Linked DNA regions of Homo sapiens: region 1 is linked to region 2. A link is an interaction called in ENCODE POLR2A ChIA-PET data of the cell type or tissue named here. Cell type or tissue: Panc1. All regions are shown on one strand. Each heading gives the region's core, and the rest is flanking DNA. Links, peaks and the distances in the headings are about the cores only.

The links. ChIA-PET counts read pairs that join two places held together with the same protein. Peaks named below come from ENCODE experiments on the same cell type or tissue, not always from the same donor. Only the 100,000 strongest peaks of a DNase experiment are listed, where the experiment ranks them.
Region 1: POLR2A ChIA-PET joins it to region 2 with 6 read pairs; 3 of 35 experiments call an interaction of 5 or more read pairs at or near these places.

What each region holds. Positions count from the first base shown.
Region 1 is chr17:81,014,750-81,020,120 of GRCh38, forward strand. LOC124904078 (a long non-coding RNA gene) reads right to left here. Exons shown (of 2, transcript XR_007065934.1): 1 at 3,697-5,371; 2 at 3,220-3,599. Among named protein-coding and RNA genes, the nearest start is that of BAIAP2-DT, 17 kb to the right of the region's middle. In Panc1, for the core only: no CTCF peak of the experiment used is centred there; no DNase peak of the experiment used is centred there; H3K4me3 peaks cover 1,114 bases; H3K27ac peaks cover 1,039 bases.
Region 2 is chr17:81,150,729-81,156,099 of GRCh38, forward strand. All of the region lies in intron 1 of AATK (apoptosis associated tyrosine kinase), which reads right to left. Among named protein-coding and RNA genes, the nearest start is that of PVALEF, 12 kb to the right of the region's middle. In Panc1, for the core only: no CTCF peak of the experiment used is centred there; no DNase peak of the experiment used is centred there.

The sequences.
Region 1 (5,371 bases), core at 171-5,170, 140 kb before region 2:
CAGCCTCCCGAGCAGCTGGGACTATAGGTACATGCCACCACACCTAGCTAATTTTTTTTTTTTTTGAGACAGAGTCTCGCTCTGTCGCCCAGGCTGGAGTGCAGTGGCGTGATCTCGGCTCACTGCAAGCTCCACCTCCCGGGTTCACGCCATTCTCCTGCCTCAGCCTCCTGAGTAGCTGGGACTACAGGTGCCCGCCACCTCACCCGGCTAATTTTTGGTATTTTTAGTAGAGACATGGTTTCACCGTGTTAGCCAGGATGGTCTCGATCTCCTGACCTCGTGATCCGCCCGCCTCGGCCTCCCAAAGTGCTGGGATTACAGGCGTGGGCCACCGCACCCGGCCACTAATTTTTTTATTTTTGTAGAGACGGGCTCTTGTCATGTTACCCAGGCTGGTCTTGAACTCCTGGGTTCAAGTGAACCTCCTGCTTTGGCCTCCCAAAATGCTGCGATTACAGGCATAGTCTACTGTTCCTGGCCCCTCTTTCAGTAATTGAGAGAATAAATAGAAAATCATGAAGGATATAGGACACCTGAACACTGTTAACTGGTTTGACTCAGCTGACATTTATAGAACATTCCACCCAGCAACAGCAGAATACACATTCTATTCAAGTGCATATTGGACATTTACCAAGACATATCATGTTCTGGACCATGAAATAAACCTTAACTAATTTAAAGGAATTGAACTCACACAAAGCATGTTCTCTGACCATAATATCAATCCAAAAGCCAGTAACAAAGAGCTATCTGGAAAATCCACAAATATTAAATTAACCTGTGAGTTAAATAGAAAATCACAAGGGAATTTAGAGGCTGTTTCTAACTGAAAGAAAATGAAAACTAAACATATTAACATTTATGGATTCTTGCTAAAACAGTGTTTAGAGGAAAACTTAGAATATTAAATGCTTATGTTAAGGTAGAAGAAAAGTCTGAAATCAGTTAGCTAAACTTTCACCTTAATTAATTCAAAAAAGAAGAGCAGATCCAAAGCAAGCAGGAGAAAAGAAACAATAGTGAGTGGACATCAGCAGAAATGAAAACAGAACATCAGAGAAAAATCAGTGAAAGCAAAAACTGGTTATTTGAAAATATCAATAAATTTGAAAAGCTTCAAGCTAGAGTGATCAGGAAAAAAAGAGAAGATACAAATTACAACATTAGCAATGAAAGTGGGAACACCACCCCAGACCCTATAGACATGAAAAAGATATTAAGGAAATATTACAGCTGGGCACGGTGGCTCACGCCTGTGATCCTAGCACTTTGGGAGGTCGAGGCGGGTGGATCACAAGGTCAGGAGTTTGAGACCAGCCTGGCCAAAATAGTGAAATGCCATCTCTTCTAAAAATACAAAAAAAATAGCCGGGCATGGTGGCAGACACCTGTAATCCCACTTACTTGGGAGGCTGAGGCAGAAGAATCACTTGAACACAGGACGTGGAGATTGCAGTGAGCCACGATCACGCCATTGTACTCCAGCCCGGGTGACAGAGTGAGACTCCATCTCAAAAAAAAAAAAAAAAAGAAAGAAAGAAAAAAGTAAATATGAAATATTACAAACAGTTTTATGCTCATAAATTTGACAATTTAGATTTAATGGGAAAATTCCTTGAAAGACTCAAACTGCCAAAGTTCACTCAAGATTAAATAGGTAAACCAAATTGTCATATGTCTATTAAATGCTACCAAACATTTAAGGAAGACTTAATACCAATTCTACACAAACTCTTAAAGAAAATAGAAGAGGAGAGAACACTTTGCAATTCCTTTTATGAGTTCAACATTACCTTGACCCTAAGACCACATAAGGCCATTACAAGAAAAGCAAACAGACCAATATCCCATATGAACCTAGATGCAAAATCCTCAACTCATTATTAGCAAATAATCCAGCAATATATAAAAATGAGTCTTTATCCTGAAGTAATCTATTTATTCTGGGACAAACAAAATGAGGTTTATCCTGGAAATGCAAGGTTGGTTCAACCTTCAAACATCAGTATCATTCATCGTATCAACAGACTACAAAAAAAAGAATCTTATGATATCTCAATAGATGCAGGAAAAGAATTTGACAAAATTCAACATCCGTTTGTGATAAAAACTCTTAGCAAACTATGAATAAAAAACAACTTCCTTAACTTTTCAGAAGGCATCACAAAAACCCTACAGATAACATCACACTTAATGATAAAAGATTGGATGCTTTCCCCATAAGGAAGGAAACAAGGCAAGGGCGTCTGCTGTCACCACATCTATTCAGCATCATACTGGAGGCCCCGTTCAGTGTAATAAGCAAGAAAATAATAAAATGAACACATATTGGGAAGGAATAAATACACAACTGTCTCTATTTGTGGACAGCATGACTACATAGAAAATCTCAAAGGAGTCTACTAGAACAAATTAGAACATCACAGAATACTAGGTCAGTGTACAAAATGAAATGTGTATTTCTATTTGCTAGCAAGGAACAATTGGAAACTGAAATTAACATTTTATTTATTTTTATTGACTTACATTTTTAGAGACAGAGTCTTCCTCTGTTGCCCAGGCTGAGTGCAGCGGCATGATCACAGCTCACTGCAGCCTCAAACTCCTGGGTACACGTGATCCTTTGGCCTCAGCCTCCTAAGTACAGGTATGTGCCACAATGGCCAGCTAATATCTTTTTTTAGAAACAGGGTCTCACTATGCTGCCCAGGCTGGTCTTGAACTCCTGGGCTCAAGCGATCTTCCTGCCTTGGCCTGCCAAAGTGCTAGGATTATGGATGTGAACCACTGCACCCAGCCTATTTTATTTTTATTTTTTTAGAGATAGGGTCTTGCTCTGTTGCCCAGGCCGGAGTGCAGTCATGCAACCATAGCTCATGGTAACCTCAAACTCCTGGGCTCAAGTGATCCTCCTGCCCCGGCCTCCTGAGTAAGTGAGACTACAGGCATGCACCACCATGCTCAGTGCATGCCTTTTTTTTTTTTTTTTCTTTAAGGTGAGGTCTCCCCGTGTTTCCTAGGCTGATCTGGAACTCCTGGGCTCAAGTGACCCTCCCACTTTGGCCTCCTAAAGTGCTAGGATTATAGGCATGAGCCACTGTGCGTGGCCTGAAATTAACATTTTAAACATGGGGAAACAGACTTCTACTTCCAAGTAGGATGGAGTGCAGCAGATCAAGGCTCCCACTAAGAACTAGAAAGGCCAGGCAAAAATATAAAAATCATCTCTTTAATGGCATCAGAAAGCTACAGAAGCAACAAAGACTAAAGGGGTTAAGCCTCAAAAGAGGAGGGTTCCGTAGGATAAGCAGACCATCTGCAGCCCGCAGTTCCCAAGTGCTTGTTCGTGCTGGGATTAATGACACACGGGAGATTCGAAGGGCAGCTAATCTTGGCAAGAATGAAGACGCGAAAGCTGATCTCTTCTTCAAGACTGTGGCAGGACTGGAAGCTGCGTGAAAACGCTGGTTGAAGAGCTAATTTGAAACTTCCGGAAGGCAGAGCAGAATTGTTTACCTCGCTCAGGGCTAAGGAAGGGGAGGGCTCTAGTTGTCCACAGCAAACTGTCTGTTAATTTCCTGGAGGATTAGTTCCTAGAAACAAGCAACACAGAGATAGGCTCACCGAAAGGGCAGCTTGTCCTCAGCTCAGCTCAGTCCCTGATTGGAGCGAGGAGGTCACCCTCCTTACCGAGGAAATGGGGGACCCTCTCCGCCGGCTGGAACACAGCGTCATCCAGAGCAGGCTCTGCCCATCTTTTCCTTAGCCGGGTAGTAGAAGTGGCCTCTGCCTACTGAACCGTGCTGCTGTAGGGCACACGCAGCCACAGAGCATCTGTGAACAAATGGGCATGGGTGTGTTTCAATACGCTGCGTTCACAAAAGCAGGCGGCTGCCCCCCGCTGCAGTTTGCTGACCCCGGATCTGGAGTCTCCAGGCTTCAGCGCATGACATCCAGCATTCAGAGACCACAGGGCCAAAAATCAAGAGGAAAAATAGCCCGTGGAAACGGATGCACACAAAGCCAGAGAGTGGAAGTCGCAGCAGAGAACCCCTGAACTCTCTGTGAGTTTTTGTTTAGAGTTCGAACTCTGTGCGTTTTTGTTTAGATGGAGGAAGCAAGGGAGAAAGTAGATGAAAAGGTGGAGATTTTTCAGCTGAGAACTGGAATCCATATAACACAAAACTTTTTTTTTTTTTGAGACGGAGTTTCACTCTTGTTGCCCAGGCTGGAGTGCAATGGCGCAATCTTGGCTCACCGCAACCTCCGCCTCCCAGGTTCAATCGATTCTCCTGCCTCAGCCTCCCTAGTAGCTGGGATGACAGGCATGCGCCACCATGCCTGGCTAATTTTGTATTTTTAGTAGAGACGGGGTTTCTCCATGTTGGTCAGGCTGGTCTCGAATCCCCGACCTCAGGTGATCCGCCCGCCTCAGCCTCCCAAAGTGCTGGGATTACAGGTGTGAGGCACCGCTCCCGGCTTATAACACAAAACATTTAAGAATCTGCAAACCCCAAGTTTTCCTGCCATGGCAGGTCTGAGCACAAGGCAGCCGGGAGAGGTTTAATCCTGGGTGAGTCAGGCCGAGTTCCAGTTATCACACTGAGAATCACCCAGTAAATGAAGCTGCTGTGACCAAAGTGACCAAAGGCTGTTTAGTACCTGAAGGTCTTGGGAGGCCCTGGACCTCATGGAGAGAGAACCATAGAGCGTGGGGAGGTGGGGGCAGAGGCCCCCTGGGGCTGAGCCTGTTCTGAGCAGTTCACGGGGGTCTCCTTTTTTATCCTTCTCCTGTGTGCCTGCCTGGGGGGCTTACTGTCAGCTAGCGTGTGGGGGCAAAGGGCAGACAGGTCCACACAGGTGTTCAGCCTCTTGCACAGCCCTGGGGAAGCGGGGATCTTAGATTCTCACCCCACTCCGGGGAGGCGGGAGCTCTGTATCACATGGTCACTTCTGCCCAGCGGGGCCAGTGGCTGGAGCTCAGCGAGGGGACTTGGGTGCAGGCTGCTGTGGAGGGACTGAGGACCCAGGTCTTTATCCTTGGGGCAATGGATGTCAGCACAGGGCTGCCGCAGGGGACTTCAGTCAGATCTGTACTTGGAAAACCTCACTGAGTATGGAGACGGGTTTGGACAGGCCAAGGGCTTCTGGGGATCAGGTAAGGGGCCTTTTCCCAGGTCCGGGGTGGAGGGGTCCGGGGCCCGGAGGTGGGTAGACAGATTCAGGAGCTCAAAGTTGACAAGACATGGGGGCTAGGCTGGGGGTCAGGGGAGGAGAGTGAAGGAAGAGGAAACAGAAAGGGTAACACCAAGGTTCCCAGCTGTATGTGTGGGGATACGGAGGGACCATGGCCCGAGGCTGCGAC
Region 2 (5,371 bases), core at 307-5,306:
GCCCCTAAGGCAGACAGACAGGGGCCTCTCTGCCTGGGTGGCCAGCAGGTGGGCCTCGGCAGGGCATCTGTGGACCTCCTGGCACCAGGGTCCCCTTTCCCCCGTCTGGTGATGCAAACAGGATCCCGTGCAGGAAGGAACTGGCGCAACCCTGGCAGGCGTGCCGCTGAGTCAAGGGCAGACGGTACTGGGGGAGTCAGCATGTCCAGGGGTCAGGCCAGTGTCCCTGGGAAGCCCAGAGTGGTCCCCATTGTCTGTTACGAATACCCCTACCTCTCAGTTGCAGGCTGAAGTAGTAAGATTCTTGGGGTTCCTGGGACAGGAGAAGGGAGGAAGGGGTACTCTGTGCCCCCCTACGAACCACTGTGAGGCAGACAGAACTTTGTGGGCTGGGGAACAGGATTTCCCTGCAAAGGTTTGCACAGGCGCCCAGACACAGAACATTCTGAGGAACGGAATTCCTAAGCAGAGACACAGAGTCACTTTTCCAGGTGGAGACACGGAAGCCGGGTGTCAGCCAAGCCCCACCTGCACAGAACCCAGGCCCAGCCCCACCTGTCTCCCCCACCGACCCCTCCTGTCTCCCCCCTCACCCCTCCTCCCCCACATCCCCCAGAAATGAAAGGACAGACCCTGTGCCTGGGATCAAGCATTAACTTTTCTATGACGCAAGGCTCCTGGGGCTGGGGGGACCGTGGCCGGGGACGCGTGCACACACTTGTGGCTCAGACGCATCCGAGGGGCAGCAGGCCACCTGACGCCAGGCCCCCACGCGACCCAGTTCTTCAGAGGCCCGGCCTCCCCCATCTGGCTGGTCACTTGGGCCCATCTGCCCCCAGCCTCCCAGGACAAAGGCTGTGTCCAAAGGACACCCTGACCCCAAGAGCTGGAACTGCCCTGGGAGTGATTAAGGAGGGGCTTGGATCATAATCCCAAAAGACACCGTCTCAACACCATCATCCAGAATATGCTGAAATCCCTGAAATCTAAAATCCCCAAAATCACAGTCACCAGAGGGTTGCATCGTGTTAGGCAGAGCTGGGACCCTGAGGTTGTCTTTATTTGGAAATTAAGTGTGCTCAAGGGAGATGCACATGGTGGCCAGGCTGACAAGGGTGGCCTTCGATTTGGGTGTCAACTTAATCATAGAAGAAGTGAAAACACAGGCAAAAAATACAAATCTCCCCACCAAATTATTCAATCACGTGAGACTTCCAACCCCTCACAGGCAGTGCCACGCTTGCCTTCAAAAAAACAGCCTTTGGGGCGGGCACAGTGGCTCCCGCCTGTCATCCCAGCACTTTGGGAGGCTGAGGTGGGCGGATCACTTGAGGTCGGAAGTTCGAGACCAGCCTGGCCAACATGGTGAAACCCCATCTCTACTAAAAATACAAAAAATATTAGCAGGGCGTGGTGGCACTTGCCTGTAATCCCAGCTACTTGGGAGACTGAGGCAGAAGAATCGTTTGAACCCAGGAGGCAGAGATTGCAGGGAGCCAAGATTGTGCCACCGTACTCCAACCTGAGAAGAAAGCATGACTCAGTCTCAAAAAAAATAAAAATAAAAAATCCTTTGGCCGGGAGTGGTGGCTCACACCTGTAATCCCAGAGCTTTGGGAGGTTGAGACAGGAGGATCACTTGAGCCCAGGAGTTTGTCACCCACCTGGACAACATAATGAGACCCCGTCCCTACAAAAATTTAAGAATCATCCAGCAGTGTGACTCGAACCTGTGGTCCCAGCTTGTTGGGAGGCTGAGGCGGGAGGATCGCTTAAGCCCAGGAGGTCAAGGCTGCAGTGAGCCACCATTGCACCAGTGCACTCCAGCTTGGGCCACAGAGCAAAACCCTGTCTCAAGAAAACAACAAACCACAACAAAAGTCCTTTGTCAGAGAAGAAGAAGAATTCAACCAGGTCAGCAACCTCAGAAACAGACGCTTGCTGACACCAATACTCCTTCCTGTTACAAAGCACACTCGGCGGTGAGCTGAGCTATCCTTGGGGATCTGATCACCAGAGAAGATGGATTCTAATATTTAGTATTAAATCTAACAGAAAACCAGTGCATGCTTCACTTTGCCTAATGGATGGCACCTTCAAAACCAGCCCTGCTGAATTTTTTTTTTTTTTTTGAGACCAAGTCTCGCTCTGTCACCCAGGATGGAATGCAATGGTGTGATCTCGGTTCACTGAAACCTCTGCCTCCCAGGTTCACATGATTCTCTCGCCTCAGTCTCCCGAGTAGCAAGGATTACAAGCGTCCACCACCACGCTCAGCTAATATTTGTATTTTTGTAGAGACAGGGTTTCACCATGTTGGCCAGGCTGGTCTTGAACTCCCGACCTCAGGTGATCCGCCTGCCTCGGCCTCCCAAAGTGCTGGGATTATAGGCATGAGCCACCGCACCTGGCCTCCATCCCCACTGATTTTTATCAGCTATATACAATTCATGCCCCTGTTGGATTAGGAAATTCCAGAGCTTTCCTGGCTTGTTTCTGTATTAACAACTGGGAAAAGTACAGCACCTTATCAACATTTATTTGAAGATGTGGTGGACTTTGTGGAAGAAAATGGATTTCAATAGAGTCCCCAAACCATGACAGATTTGGAATTAGGTGTGATCAAGGCTTCTAACAGTCAATTTGAAGATGTCACCAATAAAGTTTGTCTTTTCTGTTCAGCCCAACACACTGGGCGGAAAATTCAGATGAGACAGGAACTTCCGTTTAAAGATGCGTCATTTGCCTGCGTGGGTGTTCCTCCCAGCTGATGACACCCCGGAGCGTTCAGGGAATTAACAGCTGCATTTGCCCTAAGAAGCCGGGGAAGTTACTGACTGGCTCGAAAATACTCGTGCGTATGGCAGGATGAGAGGATGCTTTGTGATGGTGTTGTTGCTCCGTCACCAGCACTATTTCCGCCAAATCTGCGGTCTGTGTATGAGGCCCATGCGCAATGGACCTCCCGTACCCCAAACAACACAGAAGCGTGGCACAGAAGACAGGAGAATCTAATAGGAATGCTCATGCAGTACGGGCTGAATCACAGAAGAATTTCAAAAAGAGCAGTGACAGCTCACGCCTGTAATCCCAGCACTTTGGGAGGCTGAGGCAGGTGGACCACCTGAGGTCAGGAGTTCGAGACCATCCTGGCCAACATGGTGAAACCCCGTCTCCACTAAAAATACAAAAATTAACCCAGCGTGGTGGCGGGCACCTGTAATACCAGCTACTCAGGAGGCTGAGGCAGGAGAATTGCTTGAACCTGGGAGGCGGAGGCTGCAGTGAGCCGAGCTGAGATCACATCACTGCACTCCAGCCTGGGCAACAAGAGTGAAACTCCATCTCAAAAAACAAAACAAAACAAAACAGAGCAGTGCCATGTAGAAGATGAATGTGAGCGTCTTCTCCAAGGAGAGCCACAGCCTACGAGAAAAAAAGCAGCTACTCGTCGAAACGCACAGCCTCACCATGTGGTAGTGAGAGGCAGCCAGCTCTTAGGGACTGTCTCTGTGCAACTGCCCGTCACCTGGCCCTGCCATATACCCTTTTTCATAAATCCAATTTTCTTTTTTCTTAGTTTTTTCTTTCTTTTTTTTTTTTTTTTTTTGAGATGGAGTCTTGCTCTGTCACCCAGGCTGGAGCACAGTGGCACAATTTCAGCTCACTGCAACCTCCGCCTCCCGGGTTCAAGCAATTCTCCTGCCTTAGCCTCCCAGGTAACTGGGATTACAGGCGCCCACCACCATGCCCTGCTAATTTTTGGATTTTAGTAGAGATGGGTTTCACCATATTGGCCAGGGTGGTCTCAAACTCCTGAGCTCAGGTGATCCACCCACCTTGGCCTCCCAAAGTGCTGGAATTACAGGCGTGAACCACCACACCCAGCCTTTCCTACTATTTTATTTACTTATTTTTTGAGTCAGAGTCTCGCTCTGTCGCCCAGGCTGGAGTGCAATGGCACAATCTCGGCTCACTGCAACCTCCACCTCCCAGGTTCAAGCAATTCTCCTGCCTCAGCCTCCCAAGTAGCTGGGATTACAGACTTGCGCCATCACACCCGGCTAATTTTTGTATTTTTAGTAGAGACGGGGTTTCAACATGTTGGCCAGGCTGGTCTCAAACTCCTGACCTCAGGTGATCTGCCTGCCTCGGCCTCCCAAACTGCTGGGATGACAGGTGTGAGCCACTGCGCTCGGCCCTTTCCCACTATTTTAAATGGTCAGCATTACTTCTTACAGCTCGCTGTGCTCTGTGCTTCATCTCCAAATCATTTCCAGTGCTGGAGGTGTGAACTGCGTGGAGACCTTTGGAGGGTTCTCATTCATCTTTGCACTTTTTGCGTGTTTGACTCCACGGATGTGCATCACCACGGCGCTGCGCTCTGCACGGAAACCTTGAACTTCCTCAAAAAATGAAGAGATGTCCTGTTCGTACATTCGCATTTGGGCAAGATAAAATTTCTCAAGACCCTGGCTCTGTGGGCGACTGCACGTGTGGCGGTGACCATCAAGGTTTCTGACGGATCTTGTCAAGAGACTTAAGTCATCGTCACAGTATTTCAGACGAACGCAGTGATGTGGCCAGGTGCACATGCTCACCCACCATAGTAGCACGGCTTCATATGTCTCCCTTTTTAATACATTTTACCTATTATTATTATTATTATTATTTTTTGAGACGCAGTCTCACTCTGTCGCCCAAGTTGGAGTGCAGTGCGTGATCTTGGCTCACTGCAACCTCCGCCTCCCGGATTCAAGTGATTCTCCTGCCTCAGCCTCCCGAGCAGCTGGATTACAGATGCCCGCCACCATGCCTGGCTAATTTTTGTATTTTTAGTACAGACAGGGTTTCACCATCTTGGCCAGGCTGGTCTCGAACTCCTGACCTTGTGATCCATCCACCTCGGCCTCCCAAAGTGCTGGGATTGCAGGCATGAGCCAGCGCGCCCGACCTATAATATTTCTTTTTTTTTTTAATAAGGTCTCACTCTGTCACCCAGGCTGGAGTGCAGCGGTGCCATCACAGCTCACTGCAGCCTCGAACTCCTGGGCTCAAGCAGTCATCTCACTTCAGCCTTCCCAGTAGCTGGGGCTACAGGTGTGTACCACCATGCCTGGCTAATTTTTTATTTTTTGTAGAGATGCGGTCTCGTGTTGCCCAAGCTGGCCTTGAACTCCTGGGCTCAAGCAATCCTCTTGCCTCGGCCTCCCAAAGTGCTGGGATTACAGGTGTGAGCTCCCCATTTATTTATGAGCACAGTTCATCTGCTCATAACTGTATGTAACCTGAGCAGCCTGAGGGTTTCCGCAACAATGTATGTTACCATGTTATAATGTATGTTACTATGTTACAATGTATGTTACAATGT